3 separate regions of the Mus musculus genome follow, and all the other regions are linked to region 3. A link is a loop called in an ENCODE intact Hi-C map of the cell type or tissue named here. Cell type or tissue: heart. All regions are shown on one strand.

Evidence for each region. A loop is a pair of places that touch in the nucleus more often than their neighbours do. Peaks named below come from ENCODE experiments on the same cell type or tissue, not always from the same donor. Only the 100,000 strongest peaks of a DNase experiment are listed, where the experiment ranks them.
Region 1: a loop joins it to region 3, with 9 times the contacts of the local background. A loop is called at or near these places in 4 of 42 quality-filtered maps.
Region 2: a loop joins it to region 3, with 2.3 times the contacts of the local background. A loop is called at or near these places in 3 of 42 quality-filtered maps.

Annotation. Positions count from the first base shown.
Region 1 is chr13:28,753,498-28,761,497 of GRCm38, reverse strand. The region is part of intron 3 of 2610307P16Rik (RIKEN cDNA 2610307P16 gene); the gene reads left to right. Among named protein-coding and RNA genes, the nearest start is that of Mir6368, 47 kb to the right of the region's middle. In heart, no CTCF peak of the experiment used is centred here; a DNase peak (open chromatin) is centred at 3,487; H3K4me3 peaks cover 1,434 bases; H3K27ac peaks cover 3,868 bases.
Region 2 is chr13:28,715,321-28,723,320 of GRCm38, reverse strand. The region is part of intron 3 of 2610307P16Rik (RIKEN cDNA 2610307P16 gene); the gene reads left to right. Among named protein-coding and RNA genes, the nearest start is that of Mir6368, 8.4 kb to the right of the region's middle. RefSeq lists an enhancer at 3,880-5,675. In heart, a CTCF peak has its summit at 4,772; a DNase peak (open chromatin) is centred at 4,830; H3K4me3 peaks cover 923 bases; H3K27ac peaks cover 1,893 bases.
Region 3 is chr13:28,626,024-28,634,023 of GRCm38, reverse strand. The region is part of intron 5 of 2610307P16Rik (RIKEN cDNA 2610307P16 gene); the gene reads left to right. Among named protein-coding and RNA genes, the nearest start is that of Mir6368, 81 kb to the left of the region's middle. In heart, no CTCF peak of the experiment used is centred here; a DNase peak (open chromatin) is centred at 4,333; H3K27ac peaks cover 2,821 bases.

The DNA of each region.
Region 1 (8,000 bases), 130 kb before region 3:
GCTGTCATTGAGGTCCCAAGATGGAAGCTTTCATTCTGATGTTATGCAGGAACCATCTTTTCTAAGAAGGTCCTAGAAAGGGCATCACTGCACCCTGAGCCCCTCAATTGTGTCGTCGTCGTCGTCGTCGTCCTCCTCCTCCTCCTCCTCCTCCTCCTCCTCCTCTTTCTCTGGGTTTTGACCCATGAAAACTCCCAGGCGACAGAGAAATGAACGGACTGATTCTATGAAAGGCATTTCAGGGTCATCCCGAAGAGTCTGCATTTGAGGCACTTAAACGCTAAAATATTTGCTGACAGGTATTATTCTACTTCCAATGAACTGTCTTTCTGATCACATGGTACTACTGTGTTTTGCATCCAGAAACATATCTTTTCCCCTTTAGTGCAAAGGAATTGGCACCAGTATTAGTCACTGATAGGCTGGCTGAGATGTTTCTACCTGTCACTAGTGATGACTGATGGAGATTCTTTAGGTAGAAGATACCGCCAGGTCCTTGGGATTCTGTCTTATCTGGAGTTTTGCTCCTTAGTTTCCAATTCCAATTATGAGTAACTCCCTGTCTTGCTAGTAGTAGCCATAATCACATTACAGCAGACTTAAAACTTGTCATTTCTCAGCTCAATTTTTTTTAAATAGGGTAAACATTTTTATTGAATGTAAGATTGCTTTCCTTTATTAGGTTTTAAATGCTTTAACAAGGTTGCTTTTGTGCAGTAAGTACTGGACAGTCATGGAAGGCAGAGCCTGGCAAAATACTCTACTCATCTCACACTCTAGAAAGAAAAAGGGGAGGAGGAAGCTGGGACCCCATAATTCCCTTTGGGTGCATGTTTGCTAGTGACATATGGGACAACTCATAGGGCTCCTTTTCCCAAGGGCCCAGAGAACCTTCTAGTGGTGGCATTCTAGAGAGTAAGTGCCTAACACTTGGGCTAAACCTTAGCAATAACCATTGTTGGAAAATTCAAATGTGTGGCAGCTAAGTAATTCTAAGGCCATCCAAAGACCCAGAGATACTGTTAGAGTTGTTTGTTTGCTTGTTTGGGGTTGAGATACATAGCTTCCTCCCCGTTTCTATTTATTCTCTCTCTCTCTCTCTTGCTGACTGTGCATCCCAAGAACTTGATATACTCCTCCTGCCTCTTCCTTTCCAGTGTTGGGATTACAGGCATGCACCCCCGTGCCTGGCTATCAGCTTTAGATTCTAGTTCATTTGTGAGCAAACACTTCATATTAAGTTCACAAATGTGATTTCCTGGCTGTAAATAATTCTGTATACACTAGTGATGGGAATCAGTAAGCAGGTCCAGGATAGTGACCTTGGAGGGACTGGGAAGAACTCAGGTAGCTGGCCATCCAAGACTGTTACTGTAAATCTACTTCCTGTTTCCCACACCTTGACTAACTTCTGCCATCAAAAGGAAAGTAGAGGTTAATTAGCCTCTGTACTGGAATGGTCCATTTTACGGATTCATTGGCTCAGCTCTTGAAGCCTCGGCCTAGACCTCAGAGTAGAAGGCTGGAGTCTGAATAGGTCTTCTATTTAAATTCTTGTTTGTCCTACCCTCCTTTTGTGCTTCATTGGTCCTAGGAATGAAGAAGGGAGATAAGAGGTTGAAAATCAGATTCTTCATTTAGAGCGCAGCAGTACTTTGGAATTCTGAGTTGTCATTATTGGGTCTTAACTTCTTTTAGCTTGAGAAAAGACAGTGTTTCTGAGTGTTATACACGGTGGGGGTGGGGGTGCAGTGGGACCTGAGTTGTATGTAGCAAGGGTATGCATCATCTATTTGAGACTATATTTTTTGAGAAATACCATTTTTGATGCCAACAATTGTGATTGATATATTAGGCCAAATCATAAAAGACTGCCTATCTTTTGGTGTTTCATGCCTTTTGAAACAGTTCAGCCTTTTTTGTTTGACTTAAATGGAAGTCAGTGAGTTAGGCTATATGAGATCTCTATTTCTCTATTTGGAAATACAGGGTGACCTAGGGTTGGTTATGTGCCAACTCATGTAGTGTGTGTGTGTGTGTGTGGTGAGGGGGGGAAGAGAGGGGAGGGGGAGGGAGAGGCGGGGAGTAGGTGATTATATTCATGTGCCTGGGGTCAAAGGTCAAAGTAATGTTTTTGTTAGTTGCTTCCCACCTTTTCTTTTTTGAGACAGGATTTTTCTTGGGAGCCCAAACTCACCAGTTGAGCCAGGCTAGCTGGCTAGGGAGCCCTGGGGCCCTCCCACCTTCCTTTCCCCAGCTCTTGGATTTCTGGAGCACACAGCTGTGCCTGTCTTTCATGTGGGTGTTGGAGATCAGACTGAGGACATCATATTTGCCCTTGCTCAGTAAGGACTTTATGGACGGAGCCATCTCCTCGAGCCTGATTTTTTTTTTTAATTTATATTTCAATCATTAACAGAACTATGACATAATCATTTTCATTCTTTGGTTACTGTTGAGTCATTTATGAAAGATCTGAGACTTTTTAAAAGAAAGATTGATTTTCTTGCACAGTCACTGTGTATAAACTTCTATGCTTATACCAGACCCTTTCACACCAAGGGTTTGTTGCTTATTGATTCGCGCATATTAAAACCAGGATATGAAAGAGTCAGTTTACCAGTATGAACTAGAAAACCCTAAAGAACTTTAAAAAGAAAGAAGGAATGAAAAAGCCATCTGGGGCCTGAGCAGCAATTTGGGGTTTACTGATGCTCTGGTTGGCAGGCTGTCTGGGCAGCTGGATCTAGGTTGCACCCTGAGTATTTTCTCTTTCCATTTGGACAGGCATGGAGGTGTTGAGTCCGTAATCTGGACCTTGTGAGAGCCAAGTCCGTGTTATGGAGTAGTTCTGTTTTGCACACGGTTGTCCTAATTTCCCCTCTTCTTTACTTGCCCACTAGAAGGGAAAAAAGTAATCAGAGGTGTTGCTGGGTGGAGCCCTCCTTTGATTGCAATGCCCCAGGGGTTTCTAAGTTAACAAATTAAAGCTTTAGGGCTGACTGAGCCGCTTGCTTGGTCTTGGTGGGCGCAGCAGCTTTTCCGTGCCTTCTCATGTTCCTGCCCTCCCTTCCCACTCCAGAAAAGAAACTGAACTCAGAGGCTTTGCCTGAGGAAAGGCTGGCTTGAGGAGCCGAGGGACTGATGACCACAGCTGCAGAGAGGGAAGGCCAGCATATTCTTGGAAGGTGTGGGATGAGAAACGCACTCCCTTCCCTTCCCTGCTTTTGCAGTCATGCCTGGTGTGCCTCAGAGCTAGGATACACGGGCGGGGGAGGGTGGAGCGTGGGGAGGGCTAAGATTAGGGAGAGAGGAGGTGAAACTCTCCTGGGAGTTGGAGACCAGAAATAAACATCCAAAGGAGCTGGGACAAACCCTCTGGCTGCCCTCCTGAGGTTCAGGGGTGGATCAGGAGGGTCCGAGCCAGGGAGGCAGTAGCCTGAGTCTTGGAGGAGGAAGATCTCGCTGGCTGCCTCCTCCTCCTCTCTGCTGGGGTCCCTGAAGCCAGTGCAGGAAGTGGGCGGGATTCTGCTAGAGTTTATTGAAAAAACAGCTGCCTGGCTCCATTTCCCTCCCCCACAACGGCCCATCCTCGCTGTGGCTCAGGATAGAACTATGCTGTAAACTTTGGCATGAATCAAGCATGCTGATACTCTCTCAAACAGCAACTTTTTCTTTCTCTCCCCCCTCCCGCTTTTTTTTTTTTGGCACAGAGTCATTCGTTTGAGGCTGGGGGAGAGGAACAGAAAGACTAAATAAAATGTGGTACAGTGGTTCTAGAAATGATTTGATCTGGTCCAGTAAAGGTCCAGAGTTCACCGACTGGACCTGAAGGACCCAAGTGAGAATAAGGTCAGGAGCCAGTTTTTGAAAGTGGTGAGCAGACGTCAGGACTTGAAGGCCTGCTTGCTCTTTTTCTGTTACTGTCATAACGTCTTGGACAGAATCTACCCTAGGAAAACACTGTCAGTGCCTGTAAGTTTGTGACTTCGTTTTTTTGACCAAGAATTGCTTAGGAGGTTGAAGGGGACAGGAAATAGCTAGGAGCCAGGGTACCACTGGGCAGAAGTATATATGTGTGTGTGTGTGTGTGTGTGTGTGTGTGTGTGTGTGTGTGTATGTGCGTGTGTTGATTAGGACCCGCAGATGGCAAGCAGCAGCTGTTTTATGGTGTGAATTGTTTGCTCAGAAGATTTTCAGAAGCTAATTCTCCGTGGAGGTTGGTTTGCCAAGTGACTTGTTTCCTTTTTTCTTGTTTCCCGACCTATTTTCCTCTTTGTGTGTGTGTGTGTGTGTGTGTGTGTACCCTAGCTGACCTTGAGGCTCTAAGAGTTGCTTAAAACCTGAGACTGTTAAGTTCTGAGAGGGTTGCTTGCACCAGGAGGCTCCTGGCTCAGGTTTACTTCAGACCTGAAGGTGAGGGCGGATGCAAAGGAGAAGGCTGCAGAGGGAAGGGCTTCCCCTGTCTTGTCTGAGATCCGAAAGGCTGTGCCTGGCCCCCCTCTGCTCTGGCTTTACTGTGAACTCTTGCTCTTGCGTTGACCCTTTCCCTTGGCCTTCTATTAAACCTGACCTGTGTCTCTTCCTCCACTTAACGTGAGAGAATATTTTTTTTTTCAGGGACATTTATGAGTAGTGAGTTAAGATGTCTCTAAAATTCACTAGTGGTAGAGGCCTTAGGGCATGGTTAACCAGTTCTGTTATCCCCCTTCAATATTTTCTTTCTGTTAATACCCCATGTGTGGCTTGTATTTGCTTGAACAACTCGAGAAAGCATCCTCAGCTGTATTGTAGGAAGCAAAGTAACTCTCACGCTCTTGCATGAAAGCATGACACAGAGTCTGGGGCCCTGGGATGGTAGAACTTAAAAGGCCAATTAATAACATTTATTTGTTTTTGTTTTTGGAGAACCCAGGGCCTTGTGTATGCTAAACACAGGCTCTTCCAACTCTGGTCTACATTACTTATTAGTAATAGAGGTTACTTATTATTGTTATTGTTTTGTGTGTGTGGTATATGGTGTGTATGCATGTGTATGGGGTCATGTGTATGCGAGTGTACATACAGGCCAGAGACTGGTTATTATTGGTGTCTTCTTTAATTATTATTACTTTTTAGATTTAATATTCATTTTTATTTATTTTATATTATGTATAGATGTGTATGCATGAGCATGAGTTTGTATTCTTAAGTGCAGTGCTCACAGAGGCCAGAGATGTCAGATTCCCTGGAGTGGTCGTTAGGCACTTATGAACTACCAGACATAGGTGCTGGGAACAAAACTCAGTCTCTGCAGGCACATTGCGTGCTCTTAGCCCCAGGGCAGTCTCTTTACTCTGCAGTCCCCTCCACTTTATTTTTGAGGTAGTGGTTCCACTGAACATGGGACAGTGAACTGGAGCTCATTGCTTCAGCAAGATTAGCTGGAGAGCCAGCTCTAGGGATCCTCCTGTCTCCTTTTCCTGGCCACTAGAATTCCAGAGGCCTGTCACCATGCCTGGCTTTGTTCTTGTGAGTTGGGATAGAACTCAGGTCTTCATGTTTGCATAGAAAGCACTTAACCAGCTGAGTTCTCTCTCTCCAGACCAGAGCTGTCACTTCAGTGATTAATTTCACAGTGTGTGCACTGCATTTTGTGGGTACCTTAAAAGATACACTTTGGCCCAGTATCGTGGCACGTTCCTGTCATCCCAACACTTTCACAGTAGAGGCACCAAGATCAGAAGTCGAAGGGCAGCCTTAGCTACATTATACAGACTTTGAGGACAGCACAGGCTAGATAAGACTCTCAAAAAACAAACAAACAAACAACCCAAAGGCATTGAAACAAGGTAGAGCAAACTTGTTTCTAATTTATTGATGCACACATGAAATCTCTATGTAGAAAGCATGTTTAATATAAAAGGTCAACATTTCTATCTTCTATCAACAGAGAGAGGTATGGAAGTGGAAAGTCTATGAGGAAATGTTAAACACTGAGATCTTGCTTTCCTTGGTAGGCAGCATTGTAAATTTAGATTGGAAAGCATAATTGAAAACGGGAGCCTGCATGTGCAACATTATCTCTGCAAAGCATGTACGTTTATGTGAACCTGGATATGATCAGTAGCTGAATGCAGGCCACGGGCACATACAAGTGTTTTCTTTTCATGATCCCTCTCCTTAGCTTTTCCACAGTGAGCAAACACCTATTTTCCCCCCTTTCTAACATGTAACCGTTATTAAAATATAATGAGGTAGTGAGGAATGACTCTCTTGTCTACTTTACTTTCTGACGTGGTTCAATGAGTGTGAGAATTCAACAACCTTAGTGGGTGGAAAGTGGCTCTTCCAGGGGACCCAACACCCTCTTTTGTCCTCTGTGGTCACCTCCCACACATATGATATGTAGATACACGCACACATAACATTTATACATAGACACAGACACGCATACACAGACACACATATACAGCATGCACACATAGGCACAATTACAGACACACAGACACAGACAGACATACACATGACAAATCTTAAAAGACTTTTTAAATCTTCAAGAATTACTGTTTTATGTTTGTTCGTGTCTATAAGACTTTCAGTCTAGGAGAACTCTCCCAGTTCTACTTTAATGTGGTGAATCCTACTCCTGTTTTTAGTTTTCTTTGAGACAGGATTTTAGGTAGCTCAGACTGGCCCTGAACTCACCATGTATCTGAGGCTGACCTTGAACTCCTGATTATCCTGTATCCACCTCGTATGTAATTACAAGTGTGTACCACCATACCCAGCAACTAGAGTTAGTTTTGTTCATAATGATGTAATGTTCTTATTCTGCCATGTAGGCTACCCTGGAACTTACTATGTAGCCCTGGTTGGCCCTGAATTCATGACAGTTGTGTTTTTGCCTCCCACACAAAGGATAACAGGTTTGAGCCTCCAGCTCATCCCTGCCTTTCATTTTAAATACTTATTTCCGTCTTTTGCTGAAGCGCTCAGCTCTTCTTTTTCTTGGATTCAGAGGAAGTTCCCTTTTCCCTACTCCCATTATGCTTCTGCTTTTTTTCTGGTTTCTTGTTCCTCCATCTCCTTCAGTTGTCCACTGCCAAATATCTACTGTTCACTGCCCAGGAGACTATCCGTGACGCTTACTTGACGATGACTCATCACCAGAAAGCAGAGGTCACCTTTAAAGTTAAGTGCTTCTTGTGGACCCCATATTTGGCAGTAAAAATTGCAACCAGGCAGGAGCAATTTCAGTTCTCAATACATGCTTTTAATTGTTCAGAGATGTCTATAAAATATACTATGGCAAATTAAAATCGCTGTTTTTTAGTTTTGTTTTTTTTTAACCAAAAATGTGCTACCTAGAAAGCAGCTTTCTCTTGAATACGACATGCAGTGGCTGGCTCAAGCCTTTACTGTCTGGAATGATCAAGCTGTACTTGACATATGGTGCAGAGGTACCCATTCTGTATCCTTTTGTATCTTCATTCCAAGAGCATCTGAACTAGAAGTAGTACTACACGTGTGGTGGATTGATGGTGTCAAGTCCGTGCCATTCGTGTGCTTAAGTTTCACATCTGTCTCTCTGTTTTCCACCGAAGGAAATGGCACAAGCTGGATGTGAGTGCATACTCCTTCTCTTCCTCTCATTAACTCTAAACAGACCTAGTGTAGGACTTAGACTTAGCATGGAAATCTCTGCTCCATCTCCACCTCCTCCTCCCAGTGTATATCCAGTGTCTGCATGTGTGGCTGTGCATGTGAGTGTGTAGGTCAGAGGTTATATCTCACTCTATTGCCCTCATTTTCTGAGACTGAACCTGGCATTTACTAACCAGATGGATTGGCAGTAAGCTCTCTAGATTCCCTTGTTTTCCTAGTGCTTAGATCACAGGCATGGGCAAGCCAGGCCTTGTTTCTCTCCTCTCCTCTCCTCTCCTCTCCTCTCCTCTCCTCTCCTCTCCTCTCCTCCCCTCTCCTCCCCTCCCCTCCCCTCCCCTCCCCTCCCCTCCCCT
Region 2 (8,000 bases), 89 kb before region 3:
TCAGGAGGACTGGAACAGCAAAGCGAGCATCTTCTGAGCACAGAAACAGACAGTGGGATCTGTTAGTGCTTTAATCTGAGTCTGGCCCCAGTTCACCCGTGTCTGCTTTATCCAATCATTTATCCTTATGATTTTGATACAGTAAGCACATGATATCCAGAATCAGAATTGGAATACAGTGCCTCTTGCTTTGATAGACGGTTAGGATCAGAACTTGAGGGTATGACATTAAGAAAGGGGAGGTGGTGGTGGCGGTGCTGATGAGAAAGCCCTGTCTTTATGACATACCATGGTCTCCCACTTAGCTGTATCACCCTTGGCCACATCTGCTCACACCTTCGCTTGCGTGTATTGGATGTCACTGGATGCCTATCGCACTTACATCCTGAGCTAAGACTAATTCTGTCACTGTAGTTAGCTGTGTGTGAATCACTTATTTATGACAATTAAAAAACCAAATCCATGACTGGCTTTTTTTCCCTTGCCAGCCGACCACTGTCTGAAGTCCTTAGTTGGCTTGTGCTGAGCGAATAGAAAATTTAAAATTATTCTAAACTCAACTTAATTAGGGAGGGAAATGTGTAGCCAACCCCCCCCCCCCCGGTACAATGCAACTAAAACCAAATGTAAATGATTTTTGGATGATCCAAATTAGTTTTCCCTTCTGCCAGCTAGCATGGAGCACTGAGATTAGTGGAGTAATAACAAGGCCTTCTAATAGGTAGCTTTTGGAAGAGGTTCCGTTTGCATTGGGACAGCGCAATTGGGAAGATTGGCTTTTCCAAGCTCTTGTCTACATATTTATTTTTGGATTTATGATTCCAGCATACTGCATTTTAATTTGTCCTTCTTGTTGTGTGTGCAGTTGATTTTCATGTCTAGCTTTTATTTTGTCTTTGATGTGAATTTTTCTAATTTTCAAAAGTGGCAGCCCCCATTGCTTGCAGCGAGAGGGGGGGCAGGGGGAACCCTTCCCCCACTGTGCCTTGTTAAAATGAATAGTCTTACAAACAGAGCAGTAACAGCTCTCCCCCACCTTTGTCCCTGGTGACCTAAGGATTTAGAGGTTGCAGCTTGGATTCTTTTCTTCTTTGCTTCACACACACAACTGTCCCTTTCATATATGGAGAACCTTTGGATTTTGTAGGGGATGCAGCATATTGGCTTGTGTCTAAAGTGTGGCAGGGGTTCCTTAGGCTTTGGTTTGCAACAGCAGATACGAGAGAATTTAGATTATTGTAATGAATTATTTAGAGCTCACAAACAGCGAAGAGCCTTACTCCTCGTCTATTCCCGCTTTGAATCTATTTATCAATTTTACCTTTGAAACAAATTAATTATGAAAAGGGCCAGGCTACTGTCATTTCGTTTGGATGCTTTTGGCATCACTCTGGTGGGTGGAGGGTGTGGGGCAGCCTGGCCAGTGGCAGAGCATTGGAAAGCTGGCGTCGTTGCATTTGCTATGAGCAGATGATTATTCTTTTCCTCCTATGCACCATTCAGCCTGTAGGAAAAGAACACCCGATCAGGCTCCGTTACCCCTGGCGGTGGGCCAGCAGGCCAAATCCTGTCACCTTCGCTGCATGGCCAAGTGTCTTTATTACATGTCATAATTCTAACTTCTGAGCTTGATCCATGGAACCCTGATGTGACATCAGCTGCTCAGGGATGTGGGGAAAAAGAAGAGCTGCATTAGTGGTCGTCGCTAGGTGGGGTTCAGGGGAATGTGAGAAAAGGACGCGAATTGTCTTTAAGCAGGTGTTTAAACAGATGCCATGCTACACTCCTTTCTCATGCCTCCTAGAATTTGAAATGCACTCTCCATTTCTGTTGACATGGATTGTTGATTCGAGACTGAATAGAAATGTTCTTGCCACACCTCCTAGGAGGCTCCAGGTTAGTGGCTAGCCACTCGTGTATATGAAGGTTTTGTTGTCTTGACCCGTTCCTTGGGTTCATGGGCAATCCTGGCCTTCACAGATCTGGTAGGACGGTAGGCTGAGTTACAATGCTCAAGTCAGTCTGGGGTTGACTTGGGATTAACTAGGACTAGATCAACTTTTCTTCTCTAAACTACATTGCGGGTTAGGAAATGTAGTAGGAACCAGAGAATAACTTAAAACAATACAGTGGTCACTAGCATCCATTTCTCGTGTAAGGCGTTCCCCAACTCCTTCTTTTGTGCACAAGTCTGTTATTTTTCAGTGTTTAGGGCTTTCCCAGTGAAGCCTAGACTGTGCTCCATGGTGAAGGACTGTGCAGACCCTCTGGAGGGCCTTGGCAAGCCTTGCAGGGAGTAGTGGTACAGGTCCTAGCCATTTCCCCAACCCTGTCGTTACTGTTGAGCATTCTCAGAAAACGGTCTGCGAGGGAGGGAGCGCCTCCATGAGCCTCCCCTCCCCCATCGCCTTTCGAAAACTTTTCCAGTTTGGCTGCTGAATGAAAGCAGGAACTTTATTTAGAAGTGAGGAGGGGAGGGGAACGCAGCTCTGGGTTGACACCCTTCTGGTGCTTATCCATAAATATGAAATGGTGTTAGAACACCAGACACCAGAGAGCTTTCCGATTGGCTGCTGGTGATGTCATCTTGTCATTAATGCTGTGCTCAGAAAATAAACTGATCTGCCTGTTTTCTCCCCCTACCCCTTATTTAAAAAAAAAAAAAAAAGAAGAAGAAAAGAAAGAAAAAAGGAAAAAAAGAACCCTGAAATGTATGAAATCCATTTTGTCATCTAAAAGGAGGCACTTCAGTTAGGACATTTTGAACGAATTATTATATTTCTCATGTGCTCTGTCCTTTTGGCCTTCACTTGAATACTGCCGTAATCACCCACAGGCATTCAGTCTGTCGCATCCTGTTGCTTTAAGAGGAAGACAGACGCTTTGCAACACCTGGGCACCACAGTTGACATTTGCAGACACTAAGTGCTAATGCAGAAGATAGGAATTCCTTCCTGTCAGCCTTGCCACATCCGAGTGTGCTGAGAGCCAAGGTTGGCACTTGCAAGGCTTGAAACAAGGGGTGGGTAATCGAAAGTACTTCTATAAAACGTGTGTGTGTGTGTGTGTGTGTGCGCGCATGTGTGCACGAGCGCACATAGTGTATTATGCATATGTGCATATTTGTGTGTATCTTTGTATATGAGTATGTGCAAGTGTGTGCGGGTATGATGTAGACATGGGTGTTTTTATTAGTCTTCACATTATTTTTTTCACTGTCTCTTACTATACCTGGAACCCCATGATTTGGCTGTGCTTCCTGGCACCAAGCACCAGGTCTCGTCCTGTTTCTCCCTCTCCAACAATGGACTTATAGCAGTAGCATACTTCCAGGTTTGGCTTTATATATCGGTGCTGGGGAACCCAAACTCAGATCCTCATGTTGGCACATATAATACTTTACTAACTGGGCCATCTCCTTGCCCTTTAACATTGATTTCTTAAATCATAATTTTCTTAGTCTGACTCGGCTGCCTTTTGTGTGTTGTCAGTCAAATCTTAATGAGTCTGCCTTTGCACCTTGCTGATCTGGGATGTTTATTTACAGACGCGTGTTGAGTGGGAGGAACACACTTGTGACATGTCCTAGGTGTGTATAGGAAAAACCCAATGGTATTCTGGGTACCTAGGAGTGATGCTCTCAGAAGGGAAGCTACTCCCTGGCATTTCTCTAACCACTGAATTGAGTTTGGATGTTTGGGGGTTTGAGACAGTTAGACAACCAACCCTTCATCCCTACTGGTTCTGTATTTATATTTATAACCATTTCCATTAACCATTGGGAAGACTTGTGTATAGCTATAGCTCCTTCAGTTGAATACAGAACTGTCTTTTAAAAGGAAAGTCACGATTCTCTATTGTTATAAAGTTTGCTTGAATAAATGGCCTTCTCCTTTTCTGTAATATTTTACTTTGCTCGTGAGTGATCATAATAATGTATCTCCCTGTATGTCTGGGACTGTTGAATCTCACCAGATCCGAACCCAAATGTTATATGACTCCCCGCCATGCCATCTTCAAGCCCTGTCTTCAGTGAAATGTCTTTGGGAGTCTCTTTCACTCCCTGATGAAATGGCTGTCCAAGGTTGTTTTTCCCAAGGTGCAGGCACAGCACTTGAATTAGCAAAAATGTCCTGCCAGCAGGTGCAGCTCATCGCAGCAGTGCAGCCCTGGCTCAGGTTCCAGTGGCTCAGGTTCCAGGGAGCTGCCGGATTCCTTTTCAAGTGTCCCCTCATTTTCACAAGGTTAGAAACCATAGATTTAGCAATCTCTGGGGGTCAAAGGGAAAAGGGGGAGACAATGAGTCTCATTCATCCTTAGACGCTCTAATGAGTCATGGGGACGGTCTCTTTTCCAGGTTAGAGCTGTGTCTCTCTGGCAGGCTGTAATTATCTGTGAGCTGAGACACGAAGTGATATCAACACACAAAAGCATTTCAGGAATAGGTTTTTTGAAGATGAATCACCCAAGTCCATGTCCTGCTCAGCCTTTTTTTTTTTTTTTTTTTTTTTTTTTCTGAGGGGCTGTCTGGCTCCCTCTGCCTGGCTCCCACTTGATCATGTGACAGCTGTTTGCAGACTAAATGAAAGAAGCCATCATTCAGTGGCAGGAAACCTAATCCTGGACAGGTGCAGTTTGAGTAAAGACTCTGGGCCTGAAGGGCAGGGCCTTTGCAAAGTCCCCAGCTTTTGCAGATGGTGGGTGTGGGAGGAGCAGGATTCGATTCCCACAGTCCCATCTGCGGCCCCTAGACTGTCCTTCCCGGGGAGAGGCCTATCCTTTGTCCAGATATTGCTGAACTTTTGAACCCAAGTACACTCCACAACATTTGGGAGGCTGTGTTCACGCCTCACCCTCAGATAAAGCTGCCGCAAACTGAAGGAAACAGTAGCCAGACCCGTTTTCCTCTTCCTCCAGTGATGTGAGGGAGCTAATTAGAAATCAGCCGTCCAGCCGCTTCCTCCCCTTGTACTTGGGTTCTTTTTTCCCCTAAAAGATGCTTATAGACACGAACAAAGGCCGGATGCCGTATTAGGCCTTCTCATTAAGTGCTCCCTGTCAGATGTGTCTGGTTTACACACCACTTTTTCCTTCTGCCCAGGCCAAATGGGATCCCAATGGGTGTTAGAACCCCTCCCCCCATCAAGTTGTATTTTTCAATGTCTGAAACTGCCCCTCAAAAAAGAAAAAGGAAAACCTGCCACATTGCAGTTTTCTTTGTTCTCAATTACTGATGGCTATTGAGAACTAACTCAGGCGCCAGGTGTGTAGACACCACATTATCACACCTAAATCTTTGCGCACTTGGCAAACACTGAGACTGCCTACACCCTCAGATGAAGCGTTTGTGGGAGAAAACGAACAAATAGCCAGATAGACAGCATTAATAGAGAAATATGGAGAGAAAGGATAAGAATTGAGAGTAGTCTGGGCTAGAACCCAATCTATTTGAAGGAAAGAAATGATTAGGGTGGGAGTGCGGGCATGAAGCATTTGCTAAGCAGTCTACTGCTCTGAATAGATCCCTAAGTTCCTGTGGCTTGGAGATCAAAACTTAGAAATCCACAATTATACCACATAGATTCTCCCTAGTCTATATTTAGTATATAATCTCTACACTTTGGCTACATATGGCCTTGAGCTCCTCTTAAGAGCTAAAAATGCAAGTTGCTGCCGCCCACTCTGTCCCAAATCAGGATGGCACATAATTGCATCAGGGATCTTGCTTTGAGGAAGGAGGTGGAGATCAAGTCATCAGTGGGCAGCTTCCCCTCCCCCCAACCCCCATGAGCACCCTTAGAAGAAGCTCAATATGCAAGATAAATGTATGAATGATGTCTCTGTAAGAATTCATTTATCCCTTCACGACTTCAGTAGACCATCTCGTGGGGGTACTTGAAAGTTGGAGCGAGATTCACACTAGAAGTAAACGCTCATCATGAAATGGACACGAGATGCTAAACAGCAAGAACAGATGGGCTTGACTGTCAGAACTGTCCGAACATCTACTGTCGGAAAGGAAGACAGTAGAAAGCCCAGTGGCTTGCTGATCTCTTTGAACTGGAGTTGGAGGGATTTGAAAGTGAAATGCTTCCGAAGGCACGTGGGTTTGAACACTTGCTCCCCAACTGGTGCCCAGCTATCTTTGGGAAGGCAATAGAACCCTTAGGAGGTGGTGTCTCACTGGAGGAAGTGGGCCGCTGGAAGCTGGGCTTGAGGCTTGATTATCTAAACCTGCTTTCTATTTACTGTTTACATGACTTCAAAGATGCAGTGTGACCATCTGCCTCCCTAAACTGTAAGCCAAGGTAAACCTCTCTGTCCTTAAGGCGCCTTTTGTTGGTCATTTTTGTTATAGAAACAAGAAAGCTAACTAATGGGAGTTACCGTGTAAAAACTCTCAAAACCATAATTTAGGAAAGCATCCATTTGCTGACCCTACCATCTTGGATTCTTTGTGCACAGCTAGGAAGGCATAGAGCGTTGGCAGTAGATTTGAAATGCAGATGGTGACAGGCAGAAGGATTCTGAGGCTGAGGAGGTGATTCAGGGAAGTCATGAACCAAGGAAGTGGCAGGGCTTTGCTAGCACAGACCAAAGGAGCCATGTGGCAATTTGGGGTGGGGTGGTGGGGTGGAGGGGCCTGGCTTTAAATTGATTTATTGAGCACAGTGTGTTGTATCCTGTGTTGTGACACAAGTGTGCAAAGCAAGATTCCCCTCTGAGACAGAATAGAAATCTGTACCACTGCTCAGTGTATTGTAGGGGTTGGGAAGTGGGATGGGAAACTCTGAGCACAATTCTCAAAAGAGCCCAGAAGAGCTTTGGATAGCAGCTGGCTTTGAAGAAACCTTCAAGGGAAGGTAATATCTAAACTGGTGTGCCGAAGGGGGCTAGAGGTTTGTTTGTTTGTTGTTTTTAACATTTTAAACATTTTTCCTTCCCAGGGGTAAAAAAAAATGGAAGAGTGGTAAAGTACCTGGAGAGAGTGTGAAGTGAGAGAGCATGGGTGGGGGGTGGGACGGGATGGAGTAGCAGACAGAGATACCTTTAGTCAGGGCTGGGTTTCCCCCTAATTCATTTGTTTGCTAAGCAAAAGCATCTAGAATTTATGGGGTGGCCAATCCTTCTCCCATCAAATGAGACAGTCGTAAGGATGTTGCACCTTCTGCTTGGACCAGGAGGGCTGTGCTCAGTTTCATCCCCCATAGAGAATAAGCTCTCTGAGGGTGGATGACCACTTTCAGAAGTGACTCCTATCCTGTGAGACAACAGTAGGCACTAAAAACTAATTAAAAGGTGCTTACTATTTACCTCATTAAATAGAATACTGTCTCTGAGAATATTTGTACACATTATTTTTGTCTTCTAATAACGAGAAATGGGGAATTAAAAACTAATAAAGAGCAATTTGTTAGCTCCTCCTTCATCTTTTCTCCCTTGCCACATACTCTCGCTATACTCCATATCCAAACATTACTCTTTCTTCTTGGACCCTAGCCTCAAACAGTAAAGTCCCCAATATCAAATAATACTGAAGTTGTGATGGTTCTTGGAACCAAGCTTATTGAAAGCCAAGTACTTATTCTCTTCATAGTTCCTCATAGATCCATAGCTATAGAATATGGGATCTGATGAGTTTTACACAGTTGTGAACTTCCCACTTGAGCTGTTACAGCCTTAAGGACAGACTTCTTGAGATGCGGAAGGGCCACATTCCTACAGCGTACAGGAGGCTTATTCTCACAGCTGGCTGGTTTGCATCTCTGCAAAATATTCATGAGACAGAAAAAACTCTTCACCCACCCTGAAGGATGCCAAATCCAGGTGGGAAGCAATGGTCTTGATGAATTTTAACACTTGTCAGTTCAAAAATGTTCAGGAGAACAAATTAAAGAGAACAGGTAGCTTGGCTCTGTGCTATCATCCTCGAGTCATCGATGCGGACATTTCTTTCTTACTGTACCTTTGAAGTTAAGCATTGGAACGCAAGAGTAGAC
Region 3 (8,000 bases):
AGAGACAGCAGTATTTTGAAAACATCAATGGAGCTCAAAGTCTGCATTCCTTTTGAGGGGCCAGCACCTGTGGGAGGAAGGCAGGCTGTTCCCATTTGACCTTCAGCTGGGTAGCAGGGAGAGGTACTTCAGAGGTTGTAATGGTTCTATGTGCCAGTGTCTCCTGAATGCACCTGCCCTGCCCCTGTGGTCAGAGGGGGAAAACAAGGCGACAGGCAGAAATAGTCGAGGCATTCTTCCCACCCCCTTTGCTGCTGAGAGCTTGCATTGCAGACTGCGGAATCCCAAGGTGATAGATGGTGGGTGGAGGAGATGTGAAAGTAACCACACAGCCCGCTGAGCAATCACACTGCCATTTCCCAGGTCCTGGGAAAGCCCAGGCAGAGATATTAGCACACTTAGCCCGAGTCCTCTGTGAGTAGTCTTCAAGAATAAAGACTTCATTGATGTTACAGATGGGTTCTCATCATGCATGAATAATTCCTGAGCGTGGAATTAGCTGCCTGGAGTGGTAATTCCCCTCCTTTAGACCACTCCTATTACTCCAGCAGTTGCTTGTAGTTCCTGAAGAACTAAATATGCAATTCAGTGGCTCTGCATGGAATATTCCTTCTGAATAAGGTGTGAGTTAGCTCACAAAGTTGTCTGTGATTCATTGATTGTGCATTCTTTTGTTCCACAATCACTTCCGGGTTGTCTGTGATAAGGCAGGACATGAGGTCAAGGTTGGAAATGAGTCGCTGGTCCTCATACATGCTCAAACGTACATTCATAGACTCATACACAGACACACAAACACTGGATGTGATGTTGAGGCTGGAAATGCATTTTTGACCCTCCCCATGGACCTAGTGGCTTATAGTCATGGTGCCTTATAATCCCCCATACCCTAGTTTTGTGACAGCTGACAGGTTTTTTTGTTTTGTGTTTTCCCTTTGGTGGTAAAATGGTTCTGGGTATTTATTTATCTATATCTATCTATTTGGTTTTGCCAGACAGGGTTTCTCTTTGTAGCACTGGCTGTCTTGGAACTTCCTCTTTAGACCAGGGGGTCTCAGGCTAAGAGATCTGCCTGCCTCTGCTTCCTGAGTGCCAAGTGGTTTTACTTATTTATTCTTAACATTTATTTTTATAATGTGTGTGTGAGAGAAGAGGGAGGGAGAGAGAGAGAGGGAGATGGATGTGCAGATACCAGTGGAAACCAGAAGAGGGTGTTGGAGCTTCTGGCACTTGCCTGTTTGTATCCTTTATAGGTGCTGGGAACTGAACTGAGGTTCTCTGTGAGACCAGCAAATGCTCTCGTTCTTCTCTCCAGCTCTGGTTAAATATTTCTATTTCTGTGACCCAAGTTTGTGCTCCTGTGAGTTCTGGAGTATGGCTGGAGCAGTCAAAGAGCTTAGCTGTTTATGGGAAAGTTAGAATCAGTGCTTTGATTCCCCGTGGGGCTGCTTTTCCTCAGTTTCTACCACTGTGTATCTTCACCCTCTTCCTGCCTCTCATAAGCATGCAGTTTCCTGAGACTTGGGAAAGCATGGATTTCCACAGATGTTGGAAAATCTTCAAACTGTGCCGAGCTATGGTCTTCAACACAGAGGAGCATTGTTCTCCGTGCTCCTTTGCTAACCCCAGCCCTGAGGCAGCTATGGTGATTTTCCCTTGGCTTTCTGAACTTCAGAACTGTGGTTCAGATCTGTATGACTTAAGATGAGTCCTCCACATTCAGTTTTCCTGGTAATGCCAATGGACTCAGCCACTGTGTCTGGTGTCTGTTTTTGTAAACAAGCATCCCATTAGAACATGGACAGGTTTCTCTATGTCTTTAGCTATCTATGGGCTGTAGGATGCAGCTAACTCATCAGGGCACAGTCTGGCTCACAGAGTCCCAAATACTTGCTACCTAGTTCACCTTCATAGAAACATATAAACGTAATAGCCTCTCTCTCTCTCTCTCTCTCTCTCTCTCTCTCTCTGTCTCTTCTTTCTTTCTCTCTTCACAGAAACATAAACTTAAAAATCTTCCACTCTCTCTTTGTGTGTGTGTGTCTCTGGATGTATACTTTGAATTTTTAAAAGATATATATATATATATATATATATATATATATGAATACACTATAGCTATCTTCATACACACCAGAAAAGGGCATCAAATCCCAGTACAGATGGTTGTGAGCCACCATGAGGTTGCTGAGAATTGAACTCACAACCTCTGGAAGAACAGTGAGTGCACTTAACCAATGAGCCATCTTTCCAGCCATCATCATCATCATCTTCTTCTTCTTCTTCTTCTTCTTCTTCTTCTTCTTCTTCTTCTTCTTCTTCTTCTCCTCCTCCTCCTCCTCCTCCTCCTCCTCCTCCTCCTCCTCTTCCTCCTCCTTCTTTTTTTTTCAAAGACAGGGTTTCACTGTAAAACCCAGGCTAGCCATGAACTCATGAAGTCCTCCTGCCTCATTCTACCAGTAATGGAATTACAGCAGTGTGCCCTACTCTAGATTTTAAGATATGTTATAATATAATGCATGAACTTTCTTTTAGAAACTAATAGTTTAGCCCCTTGCCCCTTAGTGTTAGTCTATGGTGTGTGTCTTTGTGTGTGTGTATATATCAAAGGTTGATAGTGAATGTCTTCTTCAATTGCTTCGTATCTTACATTTTGAGATAGAGTCTCGCATAGGACCTGGAACTCAATGATTCCCCTAGGCTGGCTGGCCAGCAGGTTCCATGGAGTCTCTGGTCCCTACTTCTGCAGTCCTGCGATTAGAATACCCATAGTGCCTGGCTTTTCTTCCCACTGTGGTTGCTGGAGCTCAAACTCAGCTTCTCGTTCTTATATAGCAATGCACTTGACCAGCTGAGCTCTCTCTCCTGCCTCTTGTCTGAGGAAGGGGAATTGTCAGTGTACAATGTTCCTGATACCTGCCCTGTACAGAACAGGGTGTGGCAGTCTGACTCCCAGCCCTTTGCTGGAGTTCATGTCTGCTGGGTGGGTGCACAGTCGAGCACCCCACATTGCTAATGAGGCATTGTTTTGTCTTACTGGGTGCCTGGTCCTATGGAACATGAGCTCTGGTCAGGGTGAAGTTGAAGGTTCCATCTGTGGAACACGAGCCCAACGAGGCATCTGTCCAGTGGCTCTTTGATTTAGGACTTGCCTCCAGAAATGTAAGAAACCAATTTCATTGTTTGCAAAGTACCCAATCTAGGGAATCTAAGGGCTTTTTGTTTTTGTTTTTGTTTTTGTTTTTTTTAGCAGTAACAGACTCTACACTAGTGGTGTGTTTTTCCCTAGGTGGGGTGTTTGAAGCCTCTGAAGATGGTCTGTGGGTTATAGTCCAGCAAATGGTGACTGGTGGGTGGGCCCCAGCCAACACGGTCTGACCTCCCCCAGTCCAGGGTGCTCTCCTAAGCTCTGGATTGTTGGCCAGTGGAAACACCAGGCAGGTAGGCAGCTTCCCCTGAAGGTCAGGCCAGTGCAGGGTTTGTCCCTCCCAGAGCAGTTGTTCACCATCCCCCATCCCCCCTTCTCAGGCTTTCTTGTTTCCTGGCCCTGCCTTCCTTTCCTTGGTGGTGTCTACCCCTTCCTGTGGCACTTCATAGCACCCTTTCTTTCTTCCCAAGGGATTTTATAGTTATTAGAGATAAAGACAGGAAGTCTGTAATGAAGTACCAACTCTCATGTGTGCCAGATTCTCTCTCCGCCTCCCTCTCCCTCCACCTACACCCCCCCCCCCCGACACAGAGACAGACAGACAGACAGACAGACAGACAGACAGACATGCATTAAAGGGCAGCCTCAGAACTGTGCTGATGAGGGCTCTTTTCCCAGGCCGCCCACATCCTGCCCCACTGCAGTAGATAGACAAAGTGGGGCTCAGCACACTGTTCAGGGACACTGCTTTTGCTCAGGAATCCAGGACTCTGCCTGGCTGTATGGGAATGTTAGCTCACATCTGTTCATAAACAGCTCCAGGAGGCCTGGGTTAAATTACTACAGACCACTGCCAGCCCTTCCCCAGTAATCCTCTAAAGATGGCAGGTAAAGATAGACTGAGGAGGGGCAGGGCCTTGTCTAACAGCCCTGTATCAAATAGCCAGAGAGCTGGAGAGTCGGGTTGCTCCAGGAATACCCTAATCTTGATTGTATTGTTTTTCCTGTCCCAGAAGGGAGGGTTTACTCTGGGAGGTGGGAGGAGTGTCAGGGCTGGGGTTGCTGGCACCCTGTAAGGAAAACCCACAGACAGCTTGTTCCATTTGGAAGTCTCAGCAGAAATGGCCAGTGGACAGGCATGTCCCTGTTCCTAATCCTTGCAACTGTGGGACACACACAGGCTGGCAAGTGTCCTGGAGCTGCAGGGGAGGGACTGCTGACAATAGGGAGGGAAACCGACTTTGGGCTTTGTGGTGTTCTGGAATCATTATCCGAGTGCACACAGGGCAGGTGACCACACGTGGGACAGGGGTGCGTGTGATCCCTCTCCTGTTGTGTTGGCAGCACTCAGAAATGTCCACAACAGCTCAGGGATTTATACTTCCTGTCCGGCCTCTCAGGGCTTCTGTGGATATACTTAGCAATTACAATCCTGGTTTGGGAATTTCCCTGGGATGGGCCAGGACTTGTTTCCAAAATAACACCTTTCAAAGCAGCCAGAGCCTTTAAAAAATTAGATAATTGTGTGATATTTATAAAACGAATTACATTGTGTTAACAATGTCTGTGCAGATGGTTCCGAGGCTGTGGTAAATAACACCTTATGATTCATTAAGGGCAGCCAGAGAAAGGGCTTTCTAACTGAGTTATTACTGCACAGTTGAGTCTTTATCCCCCCCCTCCCCCCCCCAAAAAAAAAGGTAGTCAACTCTCAAAGTAGAGAAGTACATTTGTGAGGCAGAATGATTAGCCATGGTGTGCAGGGGGCGGGGGTGGAGTGGGGAGCACGGTCGGATTGTCCAGATCCATTCACTCATACACAAGTGTTGTAAACCTGCTTAGCACCGCGTACCAAGAGTTAGAAAGATGCTTGTTGTGTCCCTCCTGCTGGTGAGGGAGGCAGATGTATAAACAGATAATTGTCTTCGAGTGAGTTAAGTGCTAACAGACGTGGGGAAGAAATGTCCTAATGGTATGAGGGCTATCAGTTTACATTGGAGTTGGGGAGGGGGAAACAGTAGCTCCTCAGAGGATGCCACATTTGAGAAATATGCGAGGAGGGAGAATTCTGTAAACAGAGAAATGGGCTTCCTTAGGATTCTCTTATTAACTTTGTAGTACCCCAGGACCTTTGCACATGTTCAAGTTGTCAAATCTATGGTGTGTGTGTGCACTTGCGTGCACCACAGTGGGTACGGAAGCCAGAAGATAACCTCTGGTGTTGGTTTTCATCTTCCACCCTGTTTGAGGCAGGATCTGTTCTGGTTTCCTGCAGCTGCATAGACCACACTAGCTGGCCCACCCACTTCCAGGATTCTCCCAACTCTGTCTGCCAGGAGCTCTGGGATTATAAGCCCACACGACCATGGCCCACTTTCTTCTGGTTCTGGGAGTGGGAAGTCAGGCTCTCAGCCTTGTGTGTGAGCGGGTCCTCACTGAGCCACTTCCATCTTGTTCCTACTGGCTTCAGTTGTCCTGTCCTGTCCTGTCATCCGACTGGCTTACCTTTGCTGCTCCTAATCCACCTGCTTGGAAAACTTTTTTTTTTTTTTTTAAACCTGGTTCGACCTGACAGAAACCAGATGCTGTGTTGCTTCTTCCTCAGGAGAGCCTGTCTTCTCAGGCTCAAGATCAAGTCCCCTGCCTCACTCACCAGGTGCTTCTCCTTCCTGCCATTAGCAGCGATACATTTTCCCTATTTGCATGCTTATTTGCATAATGTGCTTTTTCAACAGACAGAGCCCGCCTCTCTTTGTTCAACCTTTTTTTTTTCCCCTTCCAGATAAACATTTGTTAAATGCATTGGATGAAGGGCATTGCAGTTGTGTAAACAGCAGCAGTCAGAGAATGCCTAGTGGCTGGGTTTTGTGGTTTGAATCTCAAGTATTCCCACCATGTTTGTGCCTTAGATGCCTGTTGGATCCAACAGCATTGGATCAGCTAATGGCATTGATATTTGAGACTGAGGGACTCTTAGGCTGTAGGGCCTATTTGGCATAAGTAATTCACTTGGGATGAACCTTTGAAGGCTGCATCTGCCTCTGGTTCTGTTCCTCCTTTTGGTCTTATGTGATGAGAACAGCCACTGCAACCCCTCTGCACGCACTGTCCCAGGTTGGGCTGTGTGCCATGCCTTTTCTCCATGATGTACCTGCACTGTGAAACCGTGAGCCCCAAAGAAGTTTTTCCTCTCCTCGGTTGCTCTGTCCCAGCACTGTAAGAGTAGCTAGTGCTCTAGGCATGCTGGATCTTGAGGTGTGTGGTTTGTAGAAGGATGAAGATTAACCTGTTGAAGATGCTTTGACGATCTAAGTCTCTGTTTATGTATTAACTCATTTAATATTTTTATGTATTAAGAGAAAGATCAAAGGTCTACCTCTTAATTACTAAATTATCGTTATCAGGTAATATAAGTTGATACGTGGTAATAAAGTATTATCAAAATTATTTGCCAGAGGCCTTTTGTCTTAGATATGTTCTTTTAAAATTGTAGTCTGGGCTTAGCAGGTCTAGGACTTCCCACTAAGACAGAAGACCTGAGTGTGATCCCAAGATCCAGAAGAAAGGAAAGAAATTGACCCCCATAAATTGTCCTTTGACCTTCACACACACCATGAAACATGTGTGCCAAAGTACGTATACACACACACACACACACACACACACACACACACACAAATACAATTAAAAACTGTGGTCAGGATGCTGGATGCTGGCCTACTTAAATGCTCACTGTATAAACTTGAGGTCCTGAGTTTGAATTTCCAGTATTCGTCTCACACACACACACACACACACACACACACACACACACTGCTAGCACTGGACATGTAGAGAGAATCTCTGCAGCATCTTGGCTGTCTGGTCTTCCAGAATCCATGAGCTTAACTTTCAGTGAGAGAAAACACGTAATAAAAAGTAGAATAATAAAGCAATAGAGGAAGGTCTCAGTATGCATTTGTTGCGTGTATTCAAACACAGAGAGGAACATATACATATACGCTGTGTACAGATACACGGGAACTGTGGTCATAGAGAAAATACACCGCCTGTAATTGTCCAGCGGCAAGAGTTCTCAAAAGGTTAACATGACACAGATCTCTGGAATCAAGGCTGATTCACACAGTTTGACCTGTCGGTGTTCTTATGTGCACTGCTTTGGAAATAAAAGAGGTTGGGACAGAAGATTCTATGTCCAACACTAAGAAGTTTCGGGCTGCCTGGAGAGTAAAGAGAAGGGTCTTCACATAAGGTTATCTCCTAAATGCTTCTCCTTTGCCCTTGTTCTTGGCCAGGTGGTGGGAATGTGAAGCAAACAGGCTCCTGTCCTACCTCCAGGCTGGGCTGGAGTGTTTAGGCCAGAGTTTTCAGACCTCAGAGGGACAGGGCCTCCTGTGTCTGACCTCAGCAGGGAGGCTGCTTCCTTAGAACTCTCTCTGGCCTTCACTCAGGGGGCTGAGTGCAGCTTTCATGAGTCCAGTATTACAAGAAGCAATCAAAGATGCAAACAACCTCCAGTGCATCTTCCTGGCCCTGGAGACCTTGGGACTGAATACCTGCTCTGTCACTTCTGAACTCAGTGTCCTAGTCAATGTGAGTTAATTCCCCAGTCTAACTCCTTGATTTATAACGTGAGGATGTTAATGCAAGCCCACTTTGATGGCAAGAAATGGCAACTTAGCCTGTTGTAGATCAGGTGCTTGATAAGAGAGAAAATCTTTCTAGTTGGAGGGGGGGGGCGTTCAGTTTTGCTTAAGAAAGTCTATATTCATAGTGGCTACAAAAATAATGGAGACTTTGAGTGAAAGAAAATAATTCCCCAGCTGGGGGAAATGGCTTAGTCAATAAAGTT